Linked DNA regions of Mus musculus: region 2 is linked to region 1. Evidence: chromatin loops called from intact Hi-C (ENCODE). Cell type or tissue: heart. All regions are shown on one strand. Region 1 overlaps Meis1 (Meis homeobox 1). Region 2 overlaps Meis1 (Meis homeobox 1).

Region 1 (5,000 bases):
AGGGTAGCAGTGGGCTCCAGTGGGTGATTTATGCTCGTTTTGCTGATGCTATGTGGAAATGCCACAGGGCGACTTTAGCCAACTGCTAATGGTTTCTGACAGCTTCTTAGCAACTGTGCAAGCAACGTTGTGGCGTTTGCTAGTGACAGAAACCGAAAATGTCATATTATCTGCCCATGTGTCATGAAGTCCGTGTGGCAATTAACTAGTAGGCCAGTGACTGAGGGGCCAGAGGCTCCTGCAAATGGCCTTTGGCTATGCAGAGCCAGCAATGGCTACCTGCGTGCACACTGCTGCATGTATGTAATATTCTAATGCAGAAATCTACTCCTTGCAACTTCCCAGGTTCTGATGAGAGACCAGGCCACTCACATTCCTTTCTTTTCCTCACCTACGTGACTCTCTGGGAACAGACTCTGATGCTATCAGAGATCTCTAGAGGAGTCTGCCTTGCTATGATTAATTGGCGGTACCTGGCTCTGTGCTTCCGGACACTGGATTCTAAGGTGCCAGCGATTTTTTCTGCTCTCTCACAAATTAGTCTAAAAGGATTTAAGATCACTGAAGCAGACGCATTGCCAGACTGCAAGAAGCAAAGGCACTCCGCACCACAAAAAGATACTAATCTACCAACACCAAGCTTCTAACAAGCAGGGGGAGACTCTTGGCCACACTTTCCAGTTTCCAACCTATCAAAACCATGCACTATATGTCAAACTGTCAAACCTTTCAGCGTAGGCCATTTGCCCTTTCAAATAATATTTAAGAATTGTTTTTACAAAATTTTATAGGCCGTGGTCTATTGAATGAGACCAACCAACAAAGAAAGGAATTTGTATTACAATTCCGCTCTGGACAGTCTCTAGTGAAACCTGGGCCTGTCCCTGTGGAACAAGGCAGGTGACCTGTGGCAACTCCCAGGCTGCCAGAGAGCTCAGATTTCAAACACACTCAACTCAAACATCCCATGTCGCCTATTTAAGCATGCCTGGGCATTTAGACTGTGCTATCTCCTGCCTTTCAAGGCAGGATAAAACAGCATTTATTGTATTCATACCATTCAGTAGGTCAGACTGACCAGGTCAGTGGGGAATCCTCTATAGGCAGGTCCAAGCTCTGCCCCTCCTCCCCTTAAACTATCTCCTTCCTTTCTCCCAGAGCTGCTATTCCTCAAAATACATCAGTAGGGAGGCAAAAAACAAAACCCTTTTAAAAAGCCCAAGATTTACATCACAACTGATGGGAACTCTGCCTGTCAGTGGGCTACCAGGTAAAAATAAAGTGGATGTTATGTCCCAGGGCCTCTGGGTCATAGAGGCAAAATTAATTAAGGAAGTGAACTGAACTTTTCGACTGCCGGGGCAAATGCAAGCATAAGGTTGGGACACCCTTGTTATGCTGGAAGTTATCCGACAATCATAGATTCGAGACCATTTTCATTTACAGTTTTGTGTGGAGACTCCATAGTTCAGGGTCATCCTATTTTCGACATGTGGAAAGTTGGGTTTCTTTGCAGGGGTCTCAGCATGCCCAATGCCTAGGAGTGTTAGAAAATGTGAAGGACACAGCCCAATCCCACCCCTCTAGATCCCAAAAGTCATTTCCCAAAAGTCAAGTAGAATAATGCTCCTGTGTTATGTTAAGAGGATAACTAGCAAGGTTTACAGACACCCCTTTCTCAAGAATTTGCTAAATACTTCAGAGATCCCCAGGAGTTGTACAGTCTCCATCTCCAGTACACAGGAGCAGCCAGAATTATTTTCCTCAAGTACGTAGCTGATCATGGCACCCTGGCACTTCCAGGACTTCCACAGTGGCCCTTTGACCTTAGAATGGAGGTCGTAACTTTTAGCCTGGCACTGGGGACTGTGACAGACTTTCCCAAGTGGGTTTTCAGCAAAGATTTTGCCAAGACTCAATGTGTTAGGGTACCTTCCACATACCTGGTACTGAGCCTGTGGAAGCTCTCTGCACTTGGTAACTCTCAGTTCTTTGAGGCTTCTTGGGCTAGTTCTTTCCCCACAATGGGCTTCTTTTCCTTTCCTCAGTAATGTGGCAAGTCTCTTGGTGACCTTTAAGACAGTGCTCAACTGCTGTCTCATATATGAAGCGTTTTCTGGACTCTGGCTGACTTATTCACCCATTGTCACTCCCATGCAACAACTCAAACCTGAGTAGTTTCTCGTAGTTTCTCTCTCTCTCTTTCTCTCTCTCTCTCTCTCTCTCTCTCTCTCTCTCTCTCTCTCTCTCTCTCTCATTCTCACATCTATTTTCTACCTGACAATACTTCATACTCTTCTAAGACAATCAACTTCTAGAGATGTTCTCTTGAGTTCAATACAGCAGGGCCCAAGTCATACCTATGTCTGTGCCATCAAAATCAAAGAGAATAATGTGTTTTTGTGAATGGTAAATATATTTTTTTCCACTTCAGAGAAAGCCTAACTTCAATTCCACCTGTTACTTTTCTTTTCAAGAGGTATATGAGTAAAATGCTTGGAAAAAATCCTCACTTGTGAAATCTGATAACGCAGAAAGCATAAAAGATATGCATTCTCCAGAATTAGAAAGTGTTCTCAGAATCAGGAGCTACTCATGGGCAAACAGCCGAGCAGTCACAGTATCAGATGCTCAGGAATGCTTTCTGTGCCCTTCAGAAGCAGGCCAGGGCTTCCTGCAATTGTCCCTTATATTGTCTTACCTAACTAAAGAATTTTGCGGCTGGTATAGTTTGCCTGAGTTCAGCATTAAAAGATAAAGCAAAGGCTATTTGTTTCCTCTTGCCTTTTATTTTCCTAATGGAATATGTGTAGTCTCTACTTTATTCATTTCCTAGTTTTTCAGTAGCAAAGAGTTCAGTTGTCTTTAGGAGACAGCTTGGTCCTGGGCTTAGACTCCAGACTCACATTTTAAACATCTGTTATAAATCTAAACTCCTTGGGACTCTGGATTTTCTTAGCTTTTCCAAGAAATGACAGCATTGTTTCCCCCAGCGTTCTATACACCTGCCTCCACACTATCTCAGCAGTGGGCTATCTGAGGACCTGCCTCAGCACGGTCTCAGCAGTCCTCAGCAGGTCTCTGAGGACTCAGTTCTTGGCACTGTGGCAGAGACAAAAGGCATGTCTGCTCTCAGGTGACCTAGGGAAGAATTTTCAGCAGAAATATAAAAACACATCCCAAAGCCCTGAGTCTTAGTATTTTTGTTATTGTTGTTGTTCTGTTTACAGATGTTGTCTTGGCTGTCCTGGAACTTGCTATTTAGACCATTCTGGCCTCGAACTTACAGAGATCCTCCTGCTTCTGCCTTCTGAGTGCTAGAATTAAAATTCTGTACCACCATGCCAGCTAATGTTTTAAATAGAAACAACGTGCTTTGGTTATCTTCTAATCAGAAGCTAATATTACAAACAGTTAATGATCAAAACCAATGATTAATTGTATGCCTAATTTTAATTAGGATTCTGTTAGTTTCTGGTCTTCCCGGCTTTAACTCAGTTATTTAATGTATTTTTGTTCTTAGTTTAAAGAAATTCTCCATTGGCCAAGGAGAAACAGTGAAACAAAGAGGGTTCTACCACCCACAGCTTTCTTGAAAAGTTTGAGCTGATTCTCATTAAAACCAAGATAAGGAGTTAGTTGTAGACATTTGCTATCCCAGAGCCAAAGTCCAGCATGGTCTTCACAACTGGTGTATGGTACAGACACACCAAGAAGAATGGGAGGAGACAGGAACAAGGGTCCGATCTCCAGCCAGCCTACTGGCACGTGCTGTAATTACAGCACCTGAAAATGGAGGCAGGAAAGCAACGCGCTCAAGCTCAGCTAGGGTTACATGGTGAGACGCAAAGCAAAGCAGCCAGAAACAAAGATTAAATCTCTTCTAAATACACATATTCCTGGTACTCAGAAACAGCTCTGAATGTTGCTGAAGTTTGGCTCTCCTGAAATTGGTCATGAGATGTTGGCTTGCTAGGTGAATTTAAGTGTGCTGAATGGTGACAAGAATGTGTTAGTGGTTAACCACTGTGGACAGACTTCAGTGTTAGTCTACCCGTTAGCAGTCTCATGACAGCTACAGAAAGTTAAGAGAAGACAATGATTCAGCACTTGAAGAAAACGCCTCCTGCTCTGATGTGCTGCCTTCATTTTCCCATTCGAAAGTGATCTCACTGCTGATAAAGCCGTCATTCCCGACAGCTCTTACTACCATCGCCACATTTAACCAAAGGACACTGTGGCCTGAGTACCATGTCCGTGCAGAGCACAAACGGCAAACAACACATCTCAGCCACACCACGCTGAACAAGCTCCAGCTCATCCAGGCCTGGAAGCGAAGCAAAACCGGGCATGGGTCATACTCCAATCGTACACAAGCTATGGACACCATGAGAAAGAATTTTGGTTTCCATTAAGCATTCCAATTGGAGGGCACAGAAGCTAGGCAACGTAATCACAATGATAAATGGAGAGTTGCAAACTCGTGGACTTAATCACACAGCAATACAATTCCATGAGTGTCTGAAGTAAGATCTAGCCTAGGCTAGAGGGCACTTGCAGGAGACTCTGAAGAGCAGGCAAAAGTAAAGGCAGAGGACAGACGGAAGCATTCCAGACTATAGGACAGGAAGAGCAGGCCCAGAGGCCTCATGCAGCACAACCCAGCCATAGAACTCACTGGAACAATAGAGCCAATGATTCTGGACAGTTGGAGGAACAAGAGCTCTATCCTTGTGGATTGATCCCTATGGTTCTGGGAATCCTGACCTGCCAGGGTACATCTGTGACGCTGTTAGGGCCAGCAGTTATTAGAACCAGACTATTACACAAATTCCATCAAATAAGGCTTCACTCCACTGACTCTTGCTAGTTCATTTCACATACCCTGACCCTCCACACACACACACACACACACACACACACACACACACACACACAATTCCAAACTAAGGCTGAAGAATGCAGGGTGGGGTTGGAGAAACGGTTCAGTGAGTGAATGC
Region 2 (5,000 bases), 50 kb before region 1:
ACACACACACACACACACACACACACTACAGAACCTGTGAATGGGGGTTTCTGTTGAACTTTCAAATAGTTAGTGAAGCCTCTGTTTCAACCCATAAAACAAGACCCAAACTCAATGTAATGTCACAATATACACTGTGTAAGCCCTAGAGATGCACATGGCTCCATAAACACCAAAAGGCACCCCCACCGTGAGATAGATGATCCAAATGAAGGAGACAAAGTGGCCTCCTCTTAGAACGTGACAAATTGGCTGGCCAAACACTGTCAGTGAGCCTTTGGGGATGCGTGTTTACTGTAGGGTTGCTGGATGCCAGTAGTGCTTTGCTTTACTTCTGTCTTTTGTGTTTGTTTGCTTATTTTTGAGGCAGGGTCCCACTATGCTGCCTTAACTGGCCCAGATGTATGCAGATGAGGCTTGACCCCACAAAGATCTATCTGCTTGCCTCTACGTAGTGAGTGCTAGAATTAAACACAGCTTTAACATCTTCCTTCCTTCCCTCCATCCCTTCCTCCTTTCCCTTCCTCCTCTTTTTCTCCTTGCCCCTATTTCCTTCTTCTGAAGAGTTCCATGAATCTTAGGCTGACAGTCTTCAAATTGTTCATATAGCTGAGGCTGACCTGGTACCTTCTGCTTCCACCTTCAGGTGTTGCTCGGACGGCTTGTGTTTCCTCCCAGGTTTGGTATTATATGGTACTAGAGACTGAACCCAGGACTTCCTGCATGCCAGGTAAACACTCTACCAACCTAGTTATATCCTCACCTGCTATTCTTAAAAACCTTTTTTCCATCTATTATCTCATTCAAAACACTGGGCTACCGGCAGGGAGGTCTCAAACCCGGGCCTCGTGAGAAGAACCTGGGAGTGGAGCAGGAACACGCCGCTGACTGGTTCTGAGATGAGAGCAGCATTTGGGTGTACTGTCCTAGTGATCTAGTGGCTAAATGTGAAGAAACACACTTCGAAAGTTGTAAGGCCTAGTATAGGAGTTTCTTGTTTTAACACCATTATAAGTCTCAAAAGTTATAAGAGTACAAAAAGTCCTAGCAGCATAAACTGGAAGCAATCCAAATCTTTACCAACTAACTGATCCAGGAATACTGAATGTGCTTCTATTCACACAGTGGCTCACTGCTCAGCCAGGACAAGGAATGAGGCATGACAATATGTGCTATAATGTCAATGACCCCCCCCCAAAAAAAAACATTACGTAGAAGAATCTAGTTACATATCACCACATATTGTATGAGCACTATGTATGTGCATGCTTGTGTGAAATGCCCAGAACAGGCAAAGGCAGAGACAGAAAGTAGAGTAGTGGCTTCCTGGAGATGCTAAGCAGAGAACAGGAAATGGGAGGAGAGGTAGTAACTAAATGGCACCTGGTTTCTCTTAAAGTGGCAAAATATTTTAAAACTGATAGTGGGAACTGTTGCGGAGCTCCATGGATGTAGCACTGGGTCGTGCAGGTTAAATGGGTGAGTGGCATGATCTGCACATCATAGCTAGTAAAGTACTAAGAACAAGCATTTAACAGAAGGCCTGAAGAAGAGCTGGAAGAGGAACCTTCTTGTCTCTGCCTCTTAACTGACAGCTAGCAACACAACATCACACACAGAGCCCCATTTGTCAAACGATGCAGAAATTGCCACCCAGAAGCTGAACCCTGTACCGTTGGCTTTCTAGAATTCTAGTCCCTCATCCCTTGTGTAATACTTCAAAAGTCATGTGTGTACTTTCCAAAGAAACAGCATGACTGAAAACAAGTTTAATTCTCAATATGCTTTAAAGACAGCAACAACACTATATTCACTCAGAATGATTCTCAAATGTCTCTTTTGGTCCTTAATCCTCCAACCTGTGAGGATGGCAATTCTAGTCACAACCAAGTTTGCTCCCCTTTCTGTGAACAATCCTGCCAGGTGACGAGTCAAGGTGGCGGAGATCTCATGGTTTCTGTACAATACAGCTCTTTCCATTAGCTTTCTCAACATCTTATAAGCTCAACCATTTCCAAGTATATATGAACTCTGACCCAAATGAGGGATCAAACAAAGTCAACCAGAGCAGATGTTTTTGTAATATAGACCAGCAAAACCCCCTGTCAGACAGCAGTCCGCAAAAATACGGCTTTTAAAAAAAAATTCAGTACCCTAGAGTAAAAGTACTAAAAACTTCAATATATGTTATGTAATCAGGATAGTTTTATTTCATCCATAGGCAATGTATTATTCTTTTTGATTTTTTTTAAATGTCTTTATCAGCATTAAGCCAGATCTCTCCAATGACAGGAAATTCTTTTTTTTTTTTTTTTTTTTTTTTTAAAGTTACGGTTAGGGCCCAAGATGGATAATCACTACGAGTCTGGAAGAATTAATGCATTTGAGGAAGGAAATAGTTTTTCCCTTCTTTGAAGATAGGGGCTAATCTTGCAAGGCACCAGTTATTTAAGAGGGTAAAGAACAATTAGTGCCTTTAAGGATATCATACATATTAAGTATTTTTGCTGTTTATTTGTTAGTGTTGAGGTGTTACTAGCATGACAGAGTTAATTACTTCCCCAAACCAGTATGCCAACCTAAAAACTTTGCAAGAATGCAAATAAATGGAGAGAACCATTTTTAATGACCATGGTGCCATTGGATGGTGAACCCTGTATTTGTCAAAATTACAGACATGCATTCCATATGTTTTTATTTTTGAATGTTGTGTTTTCTGTCCTTAGAATGTATTTTTTAATGTAGCTGGTAGAACCCTAAGCTCCTCCACAAAGAGCCATGGCATCCACACACAGGAACAGCACAGACCAGGTCCTGGGTATTCACCCTTAAGCATTCGACTTCCTCTGGGGCCCTTGCTCCCCCTCCACTCTTGAAAAAAAAAGTATTATATAACAAAGAGGCAACATTTGCCCCCACTTTCAATATTTTAGTCAGATGTTTTAGCCACTCAAATATGCCATTTGTTTTCTGTAGGCACAGCCCTGAAGCAAGACAGTGATGTAAGTGAGGGAAAGAGGGTCTCAGCCAGCTCAGGGCTGGATGCTTAGTGCTTAATCACCCAACACCAGGCTCAGCAATTGTTGACACAAAATAGGTGGAGATCAGGTCGGTGCAAGCAGAAAATACCAGGAAGGCAAACGATATGTAAACACACTCAAGGCAGATTTGACAAGAAGAGACCTAAGCCTGACTTGCCTTGCAAAGCTTCACAGCCCCTCTGAGCTGAGTCTCTTTCCCCTTGCAAAGTTCCTTTGAGAAGATCAGGAATAACATTGACAAATTCGAATACATTTACAGACGACAGCCTAGAGATTCGTCCCCTTGGCTCACACAATATGAGTTTCAAATCTGCTGCTACATGCAGGATTTATGTAATGTAATATGATTCTTTCACATATACCTGGCGTGGAGCCAAATGAAAGGGGGAGGGGCAGTGTACACACACAACCACAATTCAGAAAGTTATTTCTCCTGACCTACAAAACTCATTCGAAGAACCAAATGGGTAATGCTTAAACAATCTTTTAATCTCTAACTGACACCTGACAACCCATTACTTATAGATTATTAATGCGACCACTAAAAAGTTTGTCATGTACAAAATTGCTAGAGAAAAAAGATTGAATGCCTGAGGAAAAAAACAAATTTTGCTGTACAATAACTTCAGAAATTCCAAACCTATTATCTGTCGTGCCCTTCACAGACACATAGCACACTGCTAAAAACAACTGATTTATCTTTATTACAGATCCTCAGAATGACAGCACACATGTTTTTCATGTCTTGCAATAATGTTTAATTTCATCTAGTTTTTATTTTTACAGTGTTTGACTTGCTTCTTTAAGATGAGAGGAAGTAGTGACTTTTTAATGAATTTTCTCGAGTGTCTCTTTCCCAGTGCTTTCCCTTTGAGTCCTACCGTGAGGCTGTGATTAGATCAGCCTCACCTTGCTTCCTGATGCACTTTACACAGCCTACAACACAGAGCTGCCGGGGGCTAGAGTTCTGACTAACCAGTCCTACATGTCTATTTTAAAGTACAGGAAGCTGATATCTGTGGGAAAATGACCTAAGTAAGGGCACACATCTCCTTGGTCAGCAATGAGAAACACGATTAAACATTTGATTCACTATCACTTCTTGGATATCCTCTTCTTTCTCTATGACTTGCACTATCTGTTATATTCTCACACGGCTCTTTCACTGTTTCCAGAGACAAGCTCTTCTACCTTAGCCATCCTCCATGACGAGTTTTTGATGCTCTACTCAGATACACTGAAGTCAGTGTGGCCCTTGCTCTGGGCACCTATTTCTCTTGCTAGAGGCTCATGTTGACACAGAACAAAAAATGGCAAACCTGCCGTAATGAGGTCTGGCCACAAGTACAGCCTGTGCATGGTGTTCAAAGTCGACCCCAAGCCATACCTTCCCTAGGTTAAAGCAACTGTACACATCCAGATATACCAGCTTCGCAGAGAATGGGTCCCCCAACTCCGAGTCTAACTTGATCACCCTATAGGTGTCAAAATGCTACCTCAGCTGGAAGTCTGAGCTTCAGGTAGGGTTACATAGTCTTAGCCTAAAAATTCTGATGCTGCCTAGGAAGAGAAGCAGCAGTTTCAAGAAGTGGTGTTTGGACTTCCCTGATGGGAGGAGTCTAAGCTTTCATCTACCACAGGGAAACAATGCCTAGCTAGCCCTTTTTAAAGTGCCCATGCTCAACAGTATTAAGGATATAATTTTATGGGAGGAATTCTGACAAAGCCAATGATTCAAAACTTCAGCAAACTCTACCATATTGTCAGAGCAAAAGTCTTCTCTAAGAGAATTGTTTACAGAGAGTTTTGTGGTGTTTTGGTTTTATGTTTATTTGCTTTGTTAGTTTCTCAAATCTGCAGAGAAAAGTAGTGTCTCCTCTCCGTTGAACTCCTAAAACTCTCCAACATGGCAGTACCTGGAAGTTTCTAAATTCACAGATCTTCACCCTCAAACCTATT

What was found. Hi-C counts contacts between places; a loop is a spot of excess contacts. Peaks named below come from ENCODE experiments on the same cell type or tissue, not always from the same donor. Only the 100,000 strongest peaks of a DNase experiment are listed, where the experiment ranks them.
Region 2: a loop joins it to region 1, with 2.0 times the contacts of the local background. A loop is called at or near these places in 4 of 42 quality-filtered maps.

The regions. Positions count from the first base shown.
Region 1 is chr11:18,945,015-18,950,014 of GRCm38, forward strand. The region is part of intron 7 of Meis1 (Meis homeobox 1); the gene reads right to left. Among named protein-coding and RNA genes, the nearest start is that of Gm16141, 42 kb to the right of the region's middle. In heart, no CTCF peak of the experiment used is centred here; no DNase peak of the experiment used is centred here; H3K27ac peaks cover 4,706 bases.
Region 2 is chr11:18,895,074-18,900,073 of GRCm38, forward strand. All of the region lies in intron 9 of Meis1 (Meis homeobox 1), which reads right to left. Among named protein-coding and RNA genes, the nearest start is that of 8430419K02Rik, 20 kb to the left of the region's middle. In heart, no CTCF peak of the experiment used is centred here; no DNase peak of the experiment used is centred here; H3K27ac peaks cover 752 bases.